Regions from separate parts of the Homo sapiens genome. Here regions 1 and 3 are each linked to region 2. Evidence: read pairs that join two places in POLR2A ChIA-PET (ENCODE). Cell type or tissue: HepG2. All regions are shown on one strand. Region 1 has its middle 10 kb from the start of JPH4. Region 2 holds the start of LOC105370408 (a long non-coding RNA gene). Region 3 overlaps LINC00596 (long intergenic non-protein coding RNA 596).

What was found. ChIA-PET counts read pairs that join two places held together with the same protein. Peaks named below come from ENCODE experiments on the same cell type or tissue, not always from the same donor. Only the 100,000 strongest peaks of a DNase experiment are listed, where the experiment ranks them.
Region 1: POLR2A ChIA-PET joins it to region 2 with 12 read pairs; 6 of 35 experiments call an interaction of 5 or more read pairs at or near these places.
Region 3: POLR2A ChIA-PET joins it to region 2 with 15 read pairs; 2 of 35 experiments call an interaction of 5 or more read pairs at or near these places.

What each region holds. Positions count from the first base shown.
Region 1 is chr14:23,585,282-23,593,281 of GRCh38, forward strand. No RefSeq gene overlaps it. Among named protein-coding and RNA genes, the nearest start is that of JPH4, 10 kb to the left of the region's middle. RefSeq lists an enhancer at 1-364. In HepG2, a CTCF peak has its summit at 3,904 (motif pointing right); a DNase peak (open chromatin) is centred at 3,920.
Region 2 is chr14:23,690,912-23,698,911 of GRCh38, forward strand. LOC105370408 (a long non-coding RNA gene) reads left to right here and starts at 1,820. Exons shown (of 3, transcript XR_943609.2): 1 at 1,820-2,061; 2 at 2,195-2,435; 3 at 5,946-8,000. RefSeq lists an enhancer at 3,467-3,983. In HepG2, no CTCF peak of the experiment used is centred here; a DNase peak (open chromatin) is centred at 3,820; H3K4me3 peaks cover 1,319 bases.
Region 3 is chr14:23,879,250-23,887,249 of GRCh38, forward strand. All of the region lies in intron 2 of LINC00596 (long intergenic non-protein coding RNA 596), which reads right to left. Among named protein-coding and RNA genes, the nearest start is that of LINC00596, 20 kb to the right of the region's middle. In HepG2, no CTCF peak of the experiment used is centred here; a DNase peak (open chromatin) is centred at 4,912; H3K4me3 peaks cover 1,412 bases.

The DNA of each region.
Region 1 (8,000 bases), 110 kb before region 2:
AAGCTGAGGGAGTGGGCTCCGGCCTTGGCCAGCCCAGAAAGGGGCTCCCACAGTGCAGTGGGGGGCTGAAGGGCTCCTCAAATGCCACCAAAGTGGGAGCCCAGGCAGGGGAGGTGCCGAGAGCAAGCGAGGGCTCTGAGGACTGCCAGCATGCTGTCACCTCTCATTTGGTTTTCTGTTCTTGTGATAGTTTGCTGAGAATGATGGTTTCCAGCTTCATCTATGTCCCTGCAAAGGACATGAACTCATCCTTTTTTTATGGCTGCATAGTATTCCATGGTGTATATGTACCACATTTTCTTTATCCATTCTATCATTCATGGACATTCAGGTTGGTTCCAAGTCTTTGCTATTGTGAATAGTGCCGCAATAAACATATGTGTGCATGTGTCTTTATAGTAGAATGATTTATAATCCTTTGGGTATATACCCAGTAATGGGATTGCTAGGTCAAATGGTATTTCTGGTTCTAGATCCTTGAGGAATCGCCACACTGTCTTCCACGATGTTTGAACTAATTTACACTCCCACCAACAGTGTAAAAGTGTTCCTATTTCTCCACATCCTCTCCAGCATCTGTTGTTTCCTGACTTTTTAATGTTTGCCATTCTAACTGGTGTGAGATAGTATCTCCTTGTAGTTTTGATTTGCATTTCTCTAATGACCAGTGATAATGAGCATTTTTTCATATGTTTGTTGGCTGTATAAATGTCTTCTTTTGAGAAGTGTCTGTTCATATCCTTTGCCCACTTTTTACTGGGGTTGTTTTTTCTTGTAAATTTGTTTAAGTTCTTTGTAGATTCTGGATATTAGACCTTTGTCAGATGGATAGATTGCAAAAATTTTCTCCCATTCTGTAGGTTGCCTTTCACTCTGATGATAGTTTCTTTTGCTGTGCTCTTTAGTTTAATTAGATTCCATTTGTCAATTTTGGCTTTTGTTGCCATTGCTTTTGGTGTTTTACTCATGAAGTCTTTGCCCATGCCTACGTCCTGAATGGTATTGCCCAGGTTTTCTTCTAGGATTTTTATGGCTTTAGATCTTATGTTTAAGTCTTTAATCCATCTTGAGTTGATGTTTGTGTAAGGTGTAAAGAAGGGGTCTAGTTTCAGTTTTCTGCATATGGCTAGCCAGTTTTTCCAACACCATTTATTAAATAGGGAAACTTTTCCCCATTGCTTGTTTGTGTCAGGTTTGTCAAAGATCAGATGGTTGTAGATGTGTGGTGTTATTTCTGAGGGCTCTGTTCTGTTCCATTGGTCTATATATCTGTTTTGGTACCAGTACCATGATGTTTTGGTTACTATAGCCTTGTAGTATAGTTTGAAGTCAGGTAGCATGATGCCTCCAACTTTGTTCTTTTTGCTTAAGATTGTCTTGTCTATGTGGGTTCTTTTTTGGTTCCATATGAAGTTTAAAGTAGTTTTTTCCAATTTTGTGAAGAAAGTCAATGGTAGCTTGATGGGGATAGCATTGAATGTATAAATTACTTTGGGCAGTATGGCCATTTTCACGATACTGATTCTTCCTATCCATGAGCATGGAATGTTTTTCCATTTGTTTGTATCCTCTCTTATTTCCTTGAGCAGTGGTTTGTAGTTCTCCTTGAAGAGGTCCTTCACATCCCTTGTAAGTTGTATTCCTAGGTATTTTATTTTCTTTGTAGCAATTGTGAATGGGAGTTCACTCATGATTTGGCTTTCTGTTTGTCTGTTTGTCTGTGTATAGGAATGCTTGTGATTTTTGCACATTGATTTTGTATCCTGAGACTTTGCTGAAGTTGCTTATCAGCTTAAGGAGATTTTGGGCTGAGAGGACTTTTTTTTTTTTTTTTGAGATGAAATCTTGCTCTGTCTCCTAGGCTGGAGTGCAGTGGCGTGATCTCGCCTCACTGAACCCCTCCCCTCCTAGGTTCAAGCAATTCTCCTGCCCCAGCCTCTTGAGTAGGAGGGATTACAGGCTCCTACCACCATGCCTGGCTAATTTTTTTTTCTTTTTTTGAGACAGAGTCTCACTCTTGTCACCCAGGCAGGAGTGCAATGGCATGATCTCGGCTCACTGTAACCTCCACCTCCCAGGTTCAAGCGATTCTCCTGCCTCAGCCTCCCGAATAGCTGGGGTTACAGGTGGGCACCACCACGCCTGGCTAATTTTGTATTTTTAGTAGAGGACGGGTTTCACCATGTCGTTCAGGCTGGTCTTGAACTCCTGACCTCAGGTGATCCACCCGCCTCGGCCTCCAAAAGTGCTGGGATTACAGGTGTGAGCCACCTTGCCCAGACTAATTTTTGTATTTTTAGTAGAGACAGGGTTTCGCCATGTTGACCAGGCTGGTTACAAACTCCTAACCTCAAGTGATCTGCCCACCTCAGCCTCCCAAAGTGCTGGGATTACAGGTGTGAGCCAGGCACATTGTAAGCATTTTCCATGTCATTAAAACATCCTTGATTTTTAAATGGCTATATAATATTCCAGTGTTTGGATGCACAATAATTTGTTTATTTTAGCATAGCACTTTTACATTTTTTTCTATTAAAAATTAACAAGTGACCAGGTGTGGTGGCTCACACCTGTAATCCCAGCACTTTGGGAGGCCGAGGCAGGCAGATCACCTGAGGTCGGGAATTCCAGACCAGCTTGACCAGCATGGAGAAACCCCATCTCTACTAAAAAAATACAAAATTAGCCAGGAGTGGTGGCACATGCCTGTAGTCCCAGCTACTCGGGAGGCTGAGGCAGGAGAATCACTTGAACCTGGGAGGTGGAGGTTGCAGTGAGCCAAGATTGTGCCATTGCACTCCAGCCTGGCAATGAGAACAAAACTCAGTTTCAAAAAAAAAAAAAAAAATTAACATGTTCGTATACAAATCTTTGTATCTCTGATGCTTTCTTTCTTTTTTTTGAGGGGTCTCACTCTGTCACCCAGGCTGGAGTGCAGTGGCATGATTATATTTCACTGCAGCCTCATCCTCCCAGGATCAAGTAGCTGGGACCACAGGTGTGCACCACGATGCCTGGCTAATTTTTTGTATTTTTTTTTGTAGAGACAGGGTTTTGCCATGTTGCCCAGGCTGGTCTCGAACTCCTGAGCTCAAGCAATCCTCCTGCCTCGACCTCCCAAAGTGTTGGGATTACAGGCATGAGCCGCCACGCCCGGCCTCTGATACTTTCTTTAAAAAGTTTTATAAAAAAAAGTTTTATCATGGAACATTTCAAACATGTACCAAAGTAAACAGAATAGAATAAAGAACCCCCATGTATCTATCACCCAGCTGCAGTAATTCTCACTCTTGTCCAATCTTGTTTTCTCCTCCCTCATTTATTTCAAATTCCAGGTATCATGTTATATCAGTCTATTGATTTCTTCAGGCTGGATTCTTAACATAAGGATCTCTGAGTCACAGGATAGAAACATTTTTAAAGATTTTGGCTTTATTTTACCAGCATCTCTGCTAGAAAGTTTGTACAAATTTACACCCTCACCAATTGTTCATGAAAGTGCTTGTCTTATTGCACCCTGACCTGCATTGATCTTTAGTTGTAACACACACACACACACACATACGCACAGAGATACACAGATACACAGACAGACACACATTTTTGCCAACTTGATAGGTGAAAAGTGTTTTATACAGTATACATTTGTTTGATTGATTGCTAGGCTTATATTAAGTAGGCATCTGGTGACTCCAGTGGAGCAAATCCTCCTGAAGGTGCCCTAAACATGCTGGCACCTCCTGGGGACCTCAGCTGAGGCCTGTGGGGGTGGAGGTGGGAGGGTACAGCTTTTCATCTGTGCTGGGACCTGGGAGCTTCCCCCTGCCCTTAGAGCGGGGAGGAGCTTGAAAAGATTTTCCTCCTCATCTCCCGGCAGCCACCAGGGGTCAGGATGGGGCCAGAGATGCTGCTGGTGGGAGAGGGTGAAGATGGCCAGCTGCCAGACACTGCATTTCCTCTGTCTGGCCACTGCTGGCTGGTTGCACAGCTCCCCTCTGCTTATCAGATCATGATTCCAGAATGTTCTTCATGGCTGGCCTTCGCTGTCTGACTGTCCCCGCCTCTCACTGCTCCCAGGTTTGGCTTGCTGAAAAGGGAACCTGCTTGACAGATACCACCCTGGACATATAATGGTTTTGCTTTGTTTCTCTACACATCTCTGTGAGACTGGGTTCACTATGGCACAGGGATTTTTAACCTGAGATCCATGAACTGAAAGACCCAAGGACAGGCCTTAGGGACTGTAAACCCTCTGAAATTGGGCAAATGGGGTATACATCTCCTTTTTCCCCGTCTGGGGAGAGAACAATAGCTTTGTGAGATTCATGGCCCCCAAAGTCCAGCATCTTCCGGTACCCCTCCTCCCTCCTTAGCCCATTTGCTTCCTATGATGGCTGCAAAGAGAGAAACTTGCTGTTGGAAACAGGGGGCCTTGGGAGTCAGGCTAAGGGATTGGACCTTCCTCCTCACCCAATGAAACTGAGAGAAGAACCTGCATTTTCCCTGGGGTGGGATGCACTGGTAAAGGGGAAGTGGGCAATACTGTCAACCCCTGGGGCAACCATCGGGGCTGTACTGGATCTAGGTACACAGTGAGGTACCCTGCCTCATACTGATGTGCACATGCTTGTGTGCTGTTAATGACTGGGTCCAGGGAGCAGAGGATGAGGGAAGAAGGCTGATCTCAAGCTAGTGGTCTTGCAGCCTATATCTCTGAGCCCTGGGCAGTGGCATGAGCAAGATGCCCAAAATGTAGCAAGCAGCCAGGTTACTTTCTGCTGGGGTACTGCTTATTTTGCTTATTTTAGTCTTAATAAAGCAAAGTAAAGTCTTATTTTGCTACAACTTGATCTAAGTATTAACTCTTGTGCAAGTGTGGGTGGGATGTGCGGTTAGGACTCACGAGACTCTCAGAGCAATGCAGCCTTGCTCTACAGCAAAAAGAGGAGCTGGGGGCTTGGCGAGGCTGAGGGTCAAGGCCAGAGTTGTCCAGGACATCAGATATGCGGAAAAAACCTGAGCATTACTAAATCCCATACTAGTGCTTCATTTTATCTCACAGTAATGATTTATATTTGTACATAAACTAAGGCTGGGCACAGTGGCTCATTCCTGTCATCCCACACTTTGGGAGATGAAGGTGGAAGGATTGCTCGAGGCCAGGAATTTGAGACCAGCCTGGGCAACATAGTGAGATCCCATCTCTACAAAAAATTTGAGAAAACACTTGCGCTAGGTGTTTGAGACCAGCCTTGGGAACATGGCAAAACCCCATCTCTACAAAAAAACCCCAAAACTAGCTGGATGTAGTGGTGCATAGCTGAGGTCCCAGCTACTTGGTAGGCTGAGGTGGGAGGATTGCTTGATTCTGGGAGGCAGAGGTTGCAGTGAGCTGAGATGCGCCATTGCACTCTAGTGAGACTTTGTCTCAAAAAAAAAAAAAAAAAAAAACCAAAACCAAAAAAATTAAAAAAGCTAGCCAGGTGTGGTGGTGTGCCCCTGTAGTCCCAGCTACTCCAGAGGCTGAGGTGGGAGGATCACTTAAGCCCCATACTTTGAGGTTGCTCTTTCTCCAAAAAAAAAAAAAAAAAGGCAGGGCAGTGGCTCATGCCTGTAATCCCAGCACTTTGGGAAGCCGAGGTGGACAGATTACCTGAGGTCAAGAGTTCGAGACCAGCCTGGCCAACATGGTGAAACCCCATCTCTGCTAAAAATACAAAATTAGCCAGGCTAAGGCATGGCGGTGCATGCCTGTAATCCCAGCTACTTGGGAGGCTGAGGCTGTGTTTTAGTAGAGGCCATGTTGGCCAGGCTGGTCTCGAACTGCCAACCTCAGGTGATCTGCCCACCTGGGCTTCCCAAAGTGCTAGGATTACAGGCATGAGCCACTGTGCCCGGCCTACTTGGAGCTATTTTGAAATACATAATAGATTATTATAAACTATAGTCACTTTACTGATCTATCAAACACTAGGTTTTATTTCTTCTATCAAACCGTATATTCTTCTATTAAACCATATATTCATCCCCCCACCCCCTTCCTGGCCTCTGGTTACCACAAATCTACTCTCTATGTTCATGAGATCCACATTTTTAGCTTCCACATATAAGTTAGAACATTTTAAACAATTTCCCACCTCAGGTCCAAAAAAGTTAGAACATGTGATATTAATGTTTTTGTGGCTGGCTCATTTCACTTAACACAATGATCTCCAGTTCCATCTATGTTGCTGAAAATGAGAGGATTTTATTCTTTTTTATGGTTGAATAATATTCCATTGTGTATATATACCACATGTTCCTTATCCATTCATTCACTGATGGACACTTAGGTTGATTTCATATTATGGCTACTGTGAATAGTGCTGCAAAAAACATGGGAGTGTAATATCTTTTCAATTTATTGATTTCTTTTCTTTTAGGTACATACCCAGTAGTGAAATTGCTGGGTCATATGGTAATTCTAATTTTTAATTTTTTTTTTTTCTTTATTTGAGATGGAGTTTTGCTCTTGTTGCCCAGGCTGGAGTGCAATGGCACGATCTTGGCTCACCGCAACCTCTGCCTCCCACATTCAAGTGATTCTCCTGCCTCAGCCTCCCGAGTAGCTGGGATTACAGGCACTCACCACCACGCCCAGCTAATTTTGTATTTTTAGTAGAGACAGGGTTTCTCCATGTTGGTCAGGCTGGTCTCGAACTCCCGACCTCAGGTGATCTGCCCGCCTCAGCCTCCCAAAGTGCTGGGATTACAGGCATGAGCCACCACACCTGGTCAAATTTTTAGTTTTTTGTAGAAACTTCATCTTGTTTCCATAGTGGCTGTACTAATAATTTACATTCCTACCAACAGTGCACAAAGATTCTCCTTTCTCTACATCTTCGCTAGCATTTGTTATTCTTTTTTGTTGTTATTGAGAAAAAGTCTTGTTCTGTTGCCCAGGCCAGAGTGCAGTGGCACGATCTTGGCTCACTGCAACCTACGCCTCCTGGGTTCAAGCAATTCTTGTGCCTCAGCCTCCCGAGTAGCTGGGATTACAGACATGCACCACCATGCCCAGCTACTTTTTGTAGTTTTGGTAGAGGCGGGGTTTTGCCATTTGGTCATGGCTGGTCTCAAACTCCTGGCCTCATGTGATCCACCTGCCTAGGCCTCCCAAATACTGGGATTACAGGCATGAACCACTGCACCTGGCTGCATTTGTTATTCTCTATTGTTTTGGTAAAAGCCATTTTAATTGGGGTTAGATGACATCTTATTGTGATTTTGATTTGCATTTCCCTGGTGATTAGTGATGCTAAGCATTTTTTCATGTACCTGTTGGCCACTTGCATGTCATCTTTTTGAGAAATATCTATTCAGATCTTTTGCTCATTTTTAAATTGGATTATTAGTTTTGTTTGTTTTCCTATTGAGTTGTTTGAACTCCTTATGTATTCTCATTATTAATCTCTTGTCAGATGGATAGTTTGCAAATATTTTCTTCCATTCCGTGGGTTGTCTCTTCACTTTGTTGACTGTTTCCTTTGCTATGCAAAGCTTCTTAGCTTGTTGTAATCCTATCTATTTTTGCTTTGGTTGTCTATGCTTTTGAAGTCTTACTCAAGAAACCTTTGCCCATGCCAATGTCCTGGAGCATTTCCCCAATGCTTTCTTCTAGTAGTTTCATAGTTTCAGGTCTTAGATTTAAGTCTTTAATCCATTTTGATCAATTTTTGTATGTGGTGAGAGATAGGGGTCTAATTTCATATTTCTGCCTATAGTTATCAATTTCCCCCAGCATCATTTATGGAACAGCTTGTCCTTTTCCCATTGTATATTCTTGATGATTTTGTTGAAAATGAGTTGTCTGTAAATGTGTGGATTTATATCTGAGTTCTCTATCCTGTTCCATTGGTCTGTGTGTTTTTGTACCAGTACTATGCTGATTTGATTACCATAGCTTTGTAGTGTATTTGGACGTCTGGTAGTATGATAGCTCCAGCTTTGTTCTTTTTGTT
Region 2 (8,000 bases):
GCTTTTCCACTGGTTTCTGCTCTATTTCCTTTTACATCAGCTCTTCAACATTACAGAGAATTCTTGTTCCCTGACCTCTCTGTATTGTCCTAATCTGTAAATCCCTCTCTCATTTTATTTCCTTCTTTATATAGCCTAGACTGCACAATATATCCCTTCAGTTACTGTCTTGTAAGTTCTTTAATTGCTTTCCTCACTTCTTTTTCACTGTACACTGTTGGGAGAATATTTGTGCCTGATCAATCCAAATGTCCTTTCTTCCATAGCTAAGTTGTGGAAAGTTGTAGAAATTCACTTAACAAATTTGGCTTTTAATGTAAATTGACTTTTGATATCACTCGTCACCTTTTCCACATGATCTTACTCAGGACCACTTCCCTTCCCCATCAACACATATTTAAACCACCAGTTGTATTAGTTTGCTAAAGCTCTGTCTTTTTTTTTTTTTTTGAGACAGAGTCTTACTGTGTCACCAGGCTGGAGTGCAGTCATGAGATCTCAGCTCACTGCAACCTCTGCCTCCCAGGTTCAAGCCATTCTCCTGCCTCAGCCTCCCAAGTAACTGAGACTACAGGCATGCACCACCACACCCAGCTAATTTTTTTTGTATTTTTAGTAGAGACGGGGTTTTACCGTGTTGGCCAGGATGGTCTCAATCTCTTGACCTCATGATCCGCCCACCTTGGCCTCCCGAAGTGCTGGGATTACAGGGGTGAGCCACCATGCCTGGCCCAACTAAAGCTCTGTCTTAATCCATTTTCTATTGCTATTAACAGAATACCACAGACTAGTAATTTATTTTAAAAAGAAATTTATTTCTTCCAGTTCTGGAGGCTGGGAAGTCCACGCTTGAGGGGCCACATCTGGCGAGGGCCTTCTTATTGCATCATAAAAAGATAGAGGGGATTACCTGTCAGGGGGGCAACAGTATGTCAGCTCAGGTCTTTTTTCTTCTCTTTATAAAGCCACCAGTCCCATAATGGAGGCATAACTTGATGACTTTATCTCATCCTAATTTTCTCTCAATGCCTCACCTCCAAATGCCATAAACATATGAATTTGGGGATTTAGGTTCCAACAAATAAAGTTTAGGAGACACATTCAAACCATAGCAGGTTACCATAACACAGCACCATAATCTGAGTAGCTTAAACAACATACATTTATTTTCTCACAGTTCTGGAAGATAGAAGTTCAGAATCAGGGTGTTTTCAGGGTTGATTTCTTCTCAGGCCTCTCTCTTTGGCTTCTAGATGGCCATCTTCTCCCTTTGTCTTCACATGGTTTTTCCTCATGTGTGTCTACATCCTAATCTCTTCTTCTTATAAGGGCATTGGTTATATTAGATTAGGGCCCACCTCAATGTCCTCATTTAACGATCATTACCTCTTTAAAGACCCCACCTCCAAATACGTCACATTCTGAGGTACTTGGGGTTAGGACTCCAATGTATGAATTGGTGGCAGGGGTTAGGCTTTGGCAGATAGACACAATTCAGCCCAGGACAGTCTTCTTAAGCCTGCTCCTTTTCCACCTCGCTCTCCCTCTTTGTAGAGGAGACAGAAATAATTATCTGGCCTCTCCCACTGCCTTATAAATCTGACTGTGAGGAGTTCTCTTCTTTCCCCACCCCCTCCTATTGAGGCAGAAATTTAAAAATAAATATGCATTCATTCACTCTGAAAGTAACAGGCAAGGCAAGGGTTAAAAAGAAAAAAACAGGTTTTCCTCTGCCTAGCAGAGGAAAGTGCAGCAAGCTCACTTCAAGGACAGTTATAAGATAATACTGTTTGAGAAGCCAAGGCCAAAGGAATGGACCCCAGACACCCCCCAGCTCCAGAGCAAGGTTGAAGGAAAAAAAAAGAAAGACAAATTCTTTTACTGTTACTCCTTTCCCAGGCTTCTTAAGCATGATTATGTTTTACAAATGTCTGTATTTAGCCACTTGTTGTTTTTCTTTCAATGCAGCTACAAGGCCACCAGCTATGCAAGGCCACAAGTTATGCTATGCTATAGATTATGTGACCTATCATATTTGATAAACGTTTGGGTTTATTTATTGTAAGTCTGCTTATAAAAACCTGTCTCTGTCTTTGTTTAATGCTCAGCTTTTTGGATGTGAGTCCACTGAGCTGGCGTGTACCTACAATGAACAATCCTTCTGTACTCTCATATCAGTCTCTCTGGTCCTCAGTTTCCTGCAACATTTTTGGTGACCACAAAAGGACCAGAGACAGCAGGTTTACTGTTTCCTTTGGCTCTGGGCGCTGGAGCCCTGGGCCTCAGGAGACCTGTGACCCCAGGTACCACTGGAAGAACTTCAGCCCGGAGAGGAAATCAGCTCTCCCCTGACCCGGCGCCCCTACCCAGCAGTGCAATGGAACCTGAAAGGAGCTACAGGACAATTTCAGAAACAGCACCCTTCAGGAACTGCGGTAAGGTTTTAGGGCCCAAGGCAGGACCTGTCCCATGGGGATGGAAGGGGAGCCTAATCACCTCCTGGGATGTGCCGAATAGTTCGACCCAGAGGGGCTGGGGGCAACAGGAGTAGCTCATCAATTCGGATGAATCTCACACCCCAGTCGACACAGGATGCGAGAGTGGCTCGCTAAGTCAGCTAGGAAACTGGAGATGGTAAGAGTGGCTCGCCACCCCAACTAGGAAACTGGAGGTGGCAAGAGTGGCTCACCACCCCAACTGGGAAAGTAGAGGGGGTGAGAGTGGCTTGCCACCCCAATTACAAACACGGGAACTGGGAGTGGGGAAGTGTGTGGAAGTGTGTGAATGGAGGGGCCTAATTAGGCTCATCAGCTGTGAAGTGGGGAGTCACAGATCTCTTAGCATGGACTGTATCCTCCAAGAACGTGTGGGGCCAACTAAGACTAGTGGTGATCTGCATATGGCTAATAGGAGCTGCCCCATAGCTCAGAGTTGCAGTGAGAATAAGGACCTCTGCAAAGCCAAGCAGCATCTGAAAACTCCCATAATAGGAGATGGTATATTCGGCCGAAATGAGAGGAACAGTGAGTGTGCAAGAGTGATTGTGCTGTGTCGTAAAGGGAGGAATGGGAGGAAAGTCATCAAAAGTTACTCCATTGGAGTACATGTTACAGAACCTTAAGAAAGATTTTGCAAGGGATTATGGACTTAAGCTAAACCCCCAAAGATTGAGAACTCTCTGTGAATTAGAGTGGCCTTCTTTTGGTGTTGGGTGGCTGACTGAAAGAACTATAGATAGGGATAATTGGCTGTGCATTTAAGGTGGTGACAGGGCTTGGAGGACAGCCAGGGTACCCAGACAAATTTCCTTAAATTGATTCATGGTTAAATATAGCACAGACAAGAGCAGCCTGGATCCAGCCCTATTTAGCAGCTTCACTGGCAGACACAGAGTTAAAGGGGAAGTTCCAGAGAGAGCAAGAGAAGCCAGTTTTGCAGGAGCTGCCAGAGGGAACAGAGATTCGTCCCAGCCTACCCCCCTTTGCCAAGGCTAACAGCCCCCCAGGAACCAGATTCAGGAGCTAACACACCCCAAGTTTCACCCCAAAGGGCAGAATCGGAGCCTCGAGAGGCCAGGGAAGGAAGTCAAGATAGTCAAGCAGGCAGTCTCAGATCTGGCTGTGCTTGAGCTATGCAAATGCCTCTCAGGGAGGTGCGAGGACCCATCTATTATTATGATCAAGGCCAGGTTCAAGGGGGCAATGAACTTTCATCTACCAGCCCTTTTCAACCACTGATCTTTTAAACTGGAAATGCCACATTCCCTCCTACACGGAGAAGCCCCAAGCTCTTACAGATCTGATGCAATCCATCTTTCTGACATGCAATCCAACCGGGCCAGACTGCAGGCAGCTCCTCCTCACATTATTTAACACTGAGGAGTGCAGGAGAGTAACATAGGCAGCTCTCTGCTGGCTAGAAGCCAATGCACCAGAAGATGCAGTGAATGCTCAGGTACGTGCTCAGAGTCAGTTCCCAGACCAAGATCCCAACTGGGACCTGGTGGATGCAACACAACTTCAGCGTTTGCAGAGGTACCAAAAGGTCGCTTTTGCAAGGGATAAGAGCTGATAGAAAGCAATTAATATAGGGAAGATTTCAAAAGTGCTTCAGGGAGGTGATGAGAGCCTAAGTCAGTGGCTTTGTGAAGTATTACAGAGACTTTGTGAAGTATTCTGGTTTTACACCCCATTTCACCCTGAGGCTGCTGAAAATCAGCACATGGTAAACACAGCATTGGAAGGGCAAGCCCAGGGTAACATCAAGCAGAAGCTGCAGGCATGAATGCCACTCAGTGTACGTTAATCAGGACCAGAGAACAAAACAGAAAAGAGCAAAAGCAACAAGTGTGGTGCCAGGCAGCTAGGCACGCCAAGGGTTAAGCCCCTTTCCCCAGCCCGGCTCTATCTGGAAAAAGAGGGGGGAGGGGGGGACCAGCACCGGGAGAAGAGCAAAGGAGATGGAAGGGCATAATTCTGACATTTTGCGGCAGGCATCTCCCAAGCCTCTGGGCCAATGATGGCCCAGGGGGACTACGGTTGTGCAGACCCCACCCAGCCCAAAAGAGTAAATGTGAGAAGGGAAAGAAGAAAGTAAAAACAGAAATCCGAAAGAAACAGGAGAGACCTACGGCAGTGTGTGCGTGGGGGCGGGGCCGGTGTCATTGCCTGGCCCGCTGGCCTTAGGAACAGGAGAACTCAGGAAGGAAAAAGGAAGCAGATTGAAGGCTTAAGAAAAAGGCCAATCTGTTGGCAGCAGTCTTTATAGAGAGATTAGCAATGTGAGAGGACGTGGACGCAAATGTGGATGTGGAAGCGGTCAAGTTAGGCAGAGATTCAAGAGCCAGACAAGGCTAGAAAGAGATTAATGTGCGGGATGCAAAAAGAAAGGACACGGGAAGGATGAATGTCCAGAAGGTAATAAAGAGAGTGGTAAATGCTGTGATATAAAGAAGTCATTGGCCAAGGGCTGCCGCACGTTAGAGGAACCAGATACTGATCTGATTGGGCTGGCAAGAGCTGAAGGGTATGAGGACTAGGACAGACCAGGCTCCTTTTCATTAAGCCTCCAGGATCCCGTGGTCACATTAGAAGTTGAAGGCAGCAGGATTCTGCCACATCTGGATCCCAAATTTCTCACTGATGGCTAAGCCACTATATAAAGTTACAAAGGTTGGGTCGGGGGAAGAAAAAGTATCCTTCCTCTGGGACACTGAACTGAGAAGGAGCCATGCCTTCATGCCTTGTGAAAAACTTGCTTATAGACTTTACCGAAATGCCCCATGCTGGAGGCTGGCAGTATATGCTAGTGTTTATTTGCACCTTTTTCATGATGGAGTGAGGCTTTCCCCACTAGGACAGAAAAAGCACGAGAAGTGACTAAAGTACTGTTAAGAGACATTATCCCCGGGTTTGGACTGCCTCTAACTTTAAAGTCAGACAATGGGTCAGCATTTGTAGCTGAAATAGTGCAAGATTTAACAAGACTGTTAAAAATAAAATGGAAGTTACACACAGCCTATCGGCCACAAAGTTCAGGAAAAGTGGAACCACGAACCGGACACTCAAGCAGCTACTGAAGAAATATTGCCAGGAAATTCATCTGAGATAGGATCAGGTTTTGCCTATGGTCCTCCTCTGAGTCAGGTGCACCCCCACCAAACAAACTGGGTATTTACCCTATGAGATTTTGTTCGGTGGGCCACCCCCAAATCATAAGTCAAATTAAAGATGATCTCCAGGAACTAGGGGAATTAACTTTAAGAAAACAAATGCAGAAATAGCCATGCAAAGTGTTCATAATTAGGTACATGAAAAAAATGCCTAAAAACCTGATACCCCTTTAAACCTGGTAACTCTAGGTTAAAAAGTAGAACCCAACTTCTCTAAGACTCATGTGGGATGGGCCCCATACAGTAATCTTGTCCTTTCCCACTGCTGTTAAAGTTGCAGCTGTTGTGTCTTGGATCCACCACAGTTGGCTGAAACCGGCAGCTCAGGACAAGTGAACCAGCCAGCAGGACCCAGACCATTTGACTCGGCTGATCTTGTGACAAGACTGAGTTGCTGCTGAGTACAACAGCCCTGCTCTGGTCACTCCAGAGGCTGACCAGTCTACACACGGGTGAAGCTTGAGGAAACAACAAGCTCTGCTCTAGTCACACACCAGAAGCTGACTAGTCTATGCACAGCTGAAGCTTGAGGACTTGTCAAGCAAGTAAATGTAGTTAGAAATCTTAGGACTAGTAGTTTTCCTGTAATACTGTTTTACTATTGTTCCGTCGCTGTGCTCAATCTTCTTCCCCAGGTAAGGACCTCTTTTGTCCTTGCTGGATATGAATATGCTGTACATTGCTTTGCTGTTGTTACCCCCCTTAACCATGCTAGAAGAATCACCCACAGAAGGGTGTCTCCACCGTACACATACTACTTGGTCAGGGAACAGCATAACTAAAACTCTATTGTACCATACTTATTATGGGTGTATGGGGAATCGCTTAGGAACTTGTACTTATAGTCAAACCACCTACTCAGTTTGTGACCCAGGAAATAACCAACTTTATGTATGTTATGACCCCAAGTTTTCACCTGGTGAATGGTTTGAAATTCGTGCAGTCAAAAGAAGGTCTCCTCTTAAACCAAACCAGGGTCCCTCCCTTTTACTGAGGGACTATTTCTCTGTATTTTGATGCTCGTTAGGTAGCATACCAAGACTCACCCATCTGTGGTAACCTACCTTTGGAAAGATACTATAGAAATAACTACAAATATGTATGCACGCCAAGAGCAACTCCACATTGTTCCCCTGGGACCCCAGAGAAAGATTGTTGGTATTGCATATCATGGCACCCTAGCCACAACAAAGGTCAATTATGCTTACCAAAATGCTGGTGGACTGCAGGTTCCTCCTTACATGTCTACATACACACATACCCAGCAACCTTCATATATGTTATCAAAAAGGGAACCCAGACCCGTCTGGCCCAGCAAGGCACAAAAATGAGGAACGCTATCTATCAGAACAGATTAGCTTTAGACTATCTCCTAGCCCTAGAAGGAGTAGTATGTGGAAAGTTCAATTTAACAAATTGCTGCCTGGAAATCGATGACAATGGAAAGGCAATTATGGAAATAACTGCAAGAATGAGAAAATTAGCCCATGTTCCAGTTCAAACTTGGAAAGGGTGGTCTCCAGATTCTCTCTTTGGAGGCTTGGTTTTTATTTTTCTGAGGGTTCAAGACTTTAATAGGAGTGGTTCTGGCCATATTAGGAAGTTGCCTAATACTCCCTTGTCTCTTACCTCTCCTTGTTAGAAGCATTCAATCGAGTATAGAGGCAATAGTAGCTAGGCAAACTACCACTCAGCTAATGGCTCTGCATAAATATCAACCTTTGTCTAAATAAGAAAACTCGTCCCTTCAGGCAGAACTAAGTAATAGTGATGCCTTCTATTAAACTTCTTTTATAAAAGGCATCAAAGGGGGGAAACTGAGGCAGAAATTTAAAAATAAATATGCATTCATTCACTCCAAGAAAAGTAACAGAAAAGGCAAGGGTTAAAAAGAAAAGAACAAGTTTTCCTCTGCCTAGCAGAGGAAAGTGCAGCAAGCTCACTTCAAGGACAGTAATAAGATAATACTGTTTGAGAAACCAAGGCCAAAGGAATGGACTCCAGATACCCCCCAACACCAGAGCAAGGTTGAAGGAAAAAAAAGAAAGACAAATTCTTTTACTGTTACTCCTTTCCCAGTCTTCTTAAGCATGATTATGTTTTACAAATGTCTGTATTTAGCCGGTTGTTGTTTTTCTTTCAATGCAGCTACAAGGCCACCACCTATGCAAGGCCACAAGTTATGCTATGCTATAGATTATATGACCTATCATTTGGTTAACTGCTTTTGTTTTATTTATTGTAAGTCCACTTATAAAAACCCGATTCTGTCTTTGTTTAATGCTCAGCTTTGTGGATGTGAGTCCGCTGAGCCAGTGTGTACCTAAAA
Region 3 (8,000 bases), 190 kb after region 2:
TCCAGTATAACACTGAAAAGGTGTAGTATTTGTGGGCATTTTTGTCTTGTTCCTGAACTCAAAGGCAAACTTTTCAATGTTTCTTCAATTCCATGTGTTGGCACAGAATGTGAAGCAATGAGAACTCTTATATGCTGATGATAGAAGTATAAATTCATACAGCTATTTTATAAATAAAGTCATTAACTATTAAAGGTAAAGATATAATACTCTATGAGCTAAAAATTCCAATTCGGCCGGAAACTATAAAACTACTAGAAGAAAACATTGGGGAAATTGTCCAAGACATTGGTCTGGGCAAAGGCTTCTTGAGTAAGACCTGAAAACCACAGGCAACCAAAGTAAGAATGGGCAAACGGGATCACATCAAACTAAAAAGCTTCTTCACAGCAAAGGAAACGAATAGCAAAGTGAAGAAACAACTTATAGAATGGGAAAAAAATTGCAAACTATTCAACTGGCAAGGGATTAATAACCAGAATATATAGGGAACTCAAACCACTCAACAGCAAGAAAACAAGTAATCCAATTTTTTTAATGGGCAAAAGATGTGAACAGACCTTTCTTGAAAGAAGATATACAAATGGCCAACAGGTATGTGAAGAAAATGTGCAACATCATTAATCATCAGAGAAATGCAAACCAAAACCACAGTGATATATCATCTAAACCCAGTTAAAATGACTTTTATCAAAAAGACAATAAAACAACAGGTGCCAGTGAGGATGTGGGGAAAGGGGAATGCTCATACGCTATTGGTAGGAATATAAATTAGTACAGCCATTTCGGAAAACAATATGGGGGTTCCTCAAAAAACTAAAAATTAAGCTACCATATGATCCAGCAAATCCCACTGATGGCTATATATCCAAAAAAAAAAAAAAGGGAAATCAGTGTATCAAAGAGATATCTGCACTTCCATGTTTATTCACAAATAGCAAAGATATGGAATCAACCTAAGTAACCATCATTGGACGAATGGTGGTACACATACAACAATGAAATATTATTCAGCCATAAAAAGTAATGAAATCCTGTCATTTGCAACAACATGGATGGAACTGGAGGACATTATATTAAGTGAAATAAGCCAGACACAGGAAGACAAATATCACATGTTCTCACTCATATATGGGAGCTAAAGAGTCGATCTAATGGAAATAGAGAGTAGGTTGATGGTTACCAGGAGCTGGGAACTGTGGAGGTGATTAGAGGATGAAGAGGGGTTGGCTAACAGGTACAAAAATACAGTTAGATAGAAGGAGTAAGATCCAGTGGTAACACAATAGGGCAACTATAGTTAATAGTAATTTTTGTATATTTTGAAATAACTAGAGGAGTGAAATTGGAATGTTCCTAACACAAATAAATGATAAATGCTTGAGGTGATGGACACCCCAATTACCCTGATTTGATCATTATACAATGTATGTTTGTATCAAAATATCAAACCCCATAAATATGTAAAACTATTATGTAGCTATAAAAAATTTTTTGGCCCAGCGCGGTGGCTCACGCCTGTAATCCCAGCACTTTGGGAGGCTGAGGCAGGTGGATCACAAGGTCAGTAGATTGAAACCATCCTGGCTAACACAGTGAAACCTCATCTCTACTAAAAATACAAAAAATAAGCTGGGTGTGGTGGCAGGTGCCTGTAGTCCCAGCTACTTGGGAGGCTGAGACAGGAGAATGGCGTGAACCCAGGAGGTGGAGCTTGCAGTGAGCCGAGATGGTGCCGCTGCACTCCAGCCTGGGCGACAGAGCGAGACTCCATCTCAAAAAAAAAAAAAAAAAAATTTAGGAAATTTCAATTCTGGATATATGCCCAATAGAACTGCATGCACATATGCCCTAGGAGGCATGATAAGAATGTTTTATAGCAGCACAATTTATAGAAGTGCAATTTATATAACTGGAACAAGTTACATTTCTATCAACAGTAGAATGGATCAATTGTGGTACAGACATCAATGAAATATGTATTGGTTGTCTATCATACTACCCCAAAACTTAGTGACTTTTCATTGAGTTCACAATTTTATGGATCAGCAATTTAGACTGAATTCAGCTGGGGAGTTCTGGTCTCAACTGAGCTGCCTCATGCATCTGTGAGATTCTTTTAATTTCTGAGGGCTTAGCCCACACAACCAAGCTTACTCAGCTGTGTTCCACATACATCATTCTCCAGCAGTCTAGCCCAGCCTTTTTCATGTGGCTGAGGCAGGAGTCCTGAAATACAGAGCAGAAGCACACAGGCTGCTGGAGGCCTATGCTCAGAATAGGCGTGTGGTCACCCTGACCATATTCTATTGGCCAAAGGAAGCCACAATGCCAGCCCAGATTCCAGGGAAGAGAACTAGACCCCATTTCTTCATGGGAGGAGCTCTAAAGTCACATTGCAAAAGGCATGGGTATTGGAAAGAGTGAAGGACTGTGAGTGTTTCTTTAATCTACCACTGAAAACTGGGATTGAAGTGAAAAACAATAACCTGCTACTACACATAACAACATGGATGAATCTCATCAATAATGTTGAGTGAAATAAGCCAGGCTACACAGAATGCATACTGTATAATTCCTTTTATATAAAGTTCAAAAACAGGCAGAACTAAAGTGTAGGGTTTATAAATATATGCTTAATAAAGTATTTTTAAGTGGGAAATTAATCATCATAAATGTCAGGGTGCTAGTTACTTTGGGAGGATGATTGCCTTAAGATAATGGAAAGGCATCAGAAATTGAGCAACACACAGGGGCTTCTGGGTTCTTGGCAGTGTGCTTTCTTAACCTGAGTGGTAATGAGCTAGGCGCTCATTTTGAATCACTAAGTGGGAGATTTATGTTTTGTGCATTTTTCTTTGTCTTATATCTCATGATAAAAAATTAAATAATGTATGATACTGGCACAAGGACAAAACATGGACAATGGAATATAACAAAGAACTGAGAAAAAGTTTGTACCCATAATAAGAACTTGATATACAGTAAATCTTGCATCACAGTTGATTGACAAAAGGACAAATTGTTTACGAGATGATGTTGGAAAAACTGTCTCATTAGAGGTAAAAAATCAAACTGGATCCCTACTTACCAGAGTATATATACAAGGAAATCTCTAGAAGGATTAAAGACTTCAAGGCAAAAGATTATAAGTCAATGGTAAATATTGTGGGTTAATATCTTCCTAACAATACCAGGCAGGGAAGGACTTCTAAAGAACAGCAGAAGAACAAATCATAAGGCCAAAGCTGATTAAGTCAATTGCATCAAACTAAGAAAATTTATTCAAGGAAGTACAACATGATCAAAGTTAACAAACAGGTGACAAATTTTGTGTTATTTGCTATCCCTAATGTTTTTTAAAAACTAACACAGTATCTAAGATATACAAGAAGCTATTAAAATTAAGATTAAAAAGCAGAAAATCCAAAAGAAAAATGAACAAAGGAAATAAACAATTTGCAAAAAGAGGAAATCAAATAGGCTGGCAAGTATATAAGGAGAGGCCCAAACTGGCTATGAGAATAATTCAACTTTTTAAAATAACACGACATTACTTTATTATGCTGGCAAAAATTATAAAGCTGAACAATGCCAAGTATTAGCAGAAATGTGAGGACAGAAGTGTCCTCTTATGTTACTGGTGGGCATGTAGACAGGCGCAGCCACCCTAAAGAGCAATCTGACAGTTCTTAGTTCTATATCATTGTGCTTCATGACCATCAAGATCCACTTTTGGATGTGTACTGGAAAAAAAAAAAAAAAAAAAAACCTCACACTGTAGCTTACTTGAGTACCTGTATGAGGATGTTTATTCACACTGTGATGGAGAGGAACTGAAAGTGACCCAGATATCTATCTAGAATAAAGCAGATAGGAAAAATGTGGAGTACCATCAGCAGTTAGAAGCAACGACTACACACACCCAGAGTGTCATGCATTATGCTGAGTGAAAAAATAGGATCCATCGCACATATCAGTTATAAAAATGAATACAACATACCAAACAGACAATACACATTTTACAAGAATACATGCAAGTAATACCACATACATTAAACAGAAGGGTTTTCTTTAAAGGAGAAGGAGGCAAATGAAAGTGGAGAATGAGGCCTGTCATTCTCTAAGGGGCCTGTCTAAACCAATGACGGGGCATGCCATGAACTGAAGACTGTGTTTAACCCAACCCTGTATGTCCAAAAGAAGAAAAAGCTCAAATAAAATATTCCTCCATGGCTTTTTTCTCCATGGCAACTGCTGTTAATGTGTGTGTGTGTGTGTGTGTGTGTGTGTGTGTGTGTGTTGTACATTTCCTAGAAAAATGCTGAATGCATCTACTAGCATGTCTTTATGGCCATGTAATTCTCATTTACATCATATTACTCTGTACCCTGTTCTTTATGTTTCATAATATACTTTGGACATCTTTCCCTTTCAGCACTTACAAATCTACCTCACTTTTAAACAGCTGTATTATTTTTATATACTCCAATTTAATTTTCCTATCAATAGATACTTAAGCTTGGCTTTTTAAGTTGCTTGCTATTAAACGAGTTTGCTTTTTAAATTGTTCGCTGTTGCCATTCAAAAGACCACCACGATGGTTAAATAGCAGAAAGGAGAGCTTTATTGGTGATATTGGTTTGTAAGTTGGGAAGAGAAACCAGCAAACCAGCACGGACTGACGGTGGTCTCTCTTTGTAGGGGGAGGGAACAGCTTGGGTTTTACTCCTCATGGGTCTGTGTTACACAATAGAGCCATACATATTCAGCAGGTTTGGGGAAAAGCTATACATATTTATGAGGGGAGCTGAGCAAATGAGCAACGAGTAAACACACGTTACATACATCTCAAGTTTACTTTGAAACAGGGTTTTAGCACTGAAATGAGGTGGAATTTGGCTCTTTACATCAAAAGGTTAACCGTACGGCACAAAGACCGTTTGTCCACAGCCTCTATAAGCTGACTGAAACTGGCTTAATGTTTACAGTAGCTTATCAGAAAAGAGTGTTTGTAAGGCCAGTCCTCTGTCCAATCAGAATTACAGTAGTCTGGGTTATAAATCAGATTTAGGAGAGGTCCAATGGCTGCTATTGTTAGGAAGTTTAGAGTCCTGGGAATTTAGAAATTTGCCGTGCCAGCTGGGCTCTGAATGCTCCACTCGTAGGTAACTTTGTTTCCTTAACCTTAGAGTCTATCTTAGTTGATAAAGGGGCATTTATTTTGGGCTCTCAGATCACACTATTAAACCGTAGGGACCAAGGGAAAACTTCCCCTTTGCCCTCTGAAGGTTCACTGAAAATCAACTGACAAAAGGCAGACTTAAGGGAGGAAGGGCATACAAAATGTATTAACATGCGCATGTATTCACAGGAGTCATACAAAATATAAAACTCAAAGAGCCAGATTGTTGATGCTTTTATACCATCTTGAGGTTACAGAAAGAAAAGAGCTTGGAGCACCGCAATACAGGTTATGGGAGGTAGAGAAGAGGAAAGGCATGGCTACCAAAGGCAGTCTTATTAGGTAGATGAAACCTCGCAGGTAGCAGCTCTCAGAAAGAGTAGACGGTAGCCTGCGCTTGAGTTAATATTTCCTAGATCTGGACTAAAAAAGGGTGCCTCAGAGAAAGCCTAGCTTTATTTCACTAATGTAGATTTTTCTCTACAGATGAAATCTCCTCCAGAAAAGGCAGCTTTTCTGGGCTATTCTTGTCTGCAGGCCCTCTGAATAACCATCTTAAAATACATCTAAAATGTATATTTGGGAATAACATTTTTGTTTCCTTTAAAACAATGCCTCTGCAAATATTCTTGCACATACACTAATAGGAAATTTTATCAAGCATATTCACAATGTAAATCCCAAGCAATGAAATTTCTCAGTCAAAACAGTCAAAATACACATACACTTAAATATTTGATAGATGTTACCAAATTGCCTTCCCAAAGGTTGCAACAATACAAAATCTCATCAAAAAATCTGAAAGTACCTATTGCTCCATACTTTTTCCAGCTCTAGATAGTATAAAGGTTTTTTAAATTTTTTACCAATCTATAAGTTGAAAGATTCTATCTTACTGATGTTTTTATCTCCATATTTTAAATACGTGCAAGACTAAGTATATTTCCATAATTTTACAGGCCATTTATATTTTTCCTGTGAACTGTCTGTTCTTATAACATGTCTATTTTCTTCTGAGTTGTTTTACTTTCTCATTCATTTGCATGAGTTATTTTGCAAATTAAGGCAATTAGCCATTTTATCATATGTTCTGCAATTACATTTTCAGTCTGTCTTGTCTTTTGCCAAACAGAAGTTTTAAATTTTAACACAGTTAAATTTATCAATCTGCTCCTTTATGGCTTCTAGAGAATAAATATTTTAAATTTTATTTTGTGACTTGGAAGCTTAAGTGCTTTTCTGAGAGGATTGATTAGACTGAGGTGAAGCGGGAGGAGGAGAGTAATTGAGACAGTTGCAACTTAAAGGCAGAACGAAGACTTTAAATGAAGAGCTGGCAGAAGTGCTGGTGGCAACAGCCATAGCAGCCCAGCTGAGGCAACTTCCAGGGCAGTGGCATTCTGGTAGGGCCTGTTGGATCCTTCCACATCAAGGAAGTTCTTAGTGATACTGGTGAGCAGCCCAGGCTGGTCCTGAGCCTTGAGGTAACTATCAAGTGCTTTCTGGACATATCAGGGAAGGGAACTCCTCAGGGGAAGTAGACTTCATAATTATTTGGGTTTTGGAGAATACTGGAGAAATAATAGCTTTCTTTATTAAGTTGGCAAAACTGGTTACACTTGTAATATTAATCTCGCAGTCTGGTTTTCTCTACCATGGTTGTGAGAGAGATTAAGATTTTTTTTAATTATATTTATTTAAGTTCTCTTTTTTTCTTCTGTTTTCTATTTCACTTATTTCTGCTTTAATATTTATTATTTCCTTCCTTCTGCTAACTTTGGGCTTCATTTGTTCTACTTTTTTTAGTTCTTTGAGATGTAAAGTTGGATTGCTTATATGAGATATTTCTTTTTTCTTAATGTAAGCATTTATAGCTATAAATTTCCCTTTTAGAACTGCTTTTGCTACATCCCAAAAGTTTTGGCATGTTTTGTTTCCATTTTCATTTCTCTCAAGATTTTTTTGATTTTCCATTTTATTTCTTCTTTGACCTATTGGTCAGGAGTTGCATTGTTTAATTTCCACATATTTGTAAATTTTCCAATTTTCCTTCTGTTGGATAATCTAAAAGAAATGGATAGATTCCTAGCATTATATAATCTACCAAGAATGAATCATGAAGAATTTAAAAATCTGAATAGAGCAGGAACAAGTAAGTAATAAATAAATAAAGGAGACTAAATTAATAATTTTTTGTTTTGTTTGAGATGGAGTCTCACTCTGTTGCTTAGGCTGGAGTGCAGTGGCACGATCTGGGCTCACTGCAACCTCTGCCTCCCAGGTTAAAGCAATTCTCCTGTCTCAGCCTCCCAAGTAGCTGGGATTACAGGCATGCACCACCACGCCCAGCTAATTTTTGTATTTTTAGTAGAGACGGGGTTTCGCCATGTTGACCAGGCTGGTCTTGAACTCCTGACCTCAGGTAATCTGCCCACCTCAGCCTCCCAAAGTACTAGGATTACAGACGTGAGCCACTGTGCCCAGCCTGAATTAATAATTTTTAATAAAACCTCCCAACATGAGATTTAAGCTTACTTCTTGAAAAAAAAAAAATCTCCCAACAAACAGAATTCCAGGACCAGCTAGTGTCACAGGTGAATTCTACCAAACATTAAAAGAAGAATTAATGCCAATCCTACTCAAAATTGTCCAAAAAATTGAAGAGGAAAAAACTCTTCCAAACTCATTTTATAAGACCAGCAATACTCTGACACCAAAGCCAGATAAAAACACTGTAAGAAAATAAAATTTCAGACCCATATCCCTGATGAACATAGATGTAAAAATACTCAACAAAATGCTAGCAAACCACATT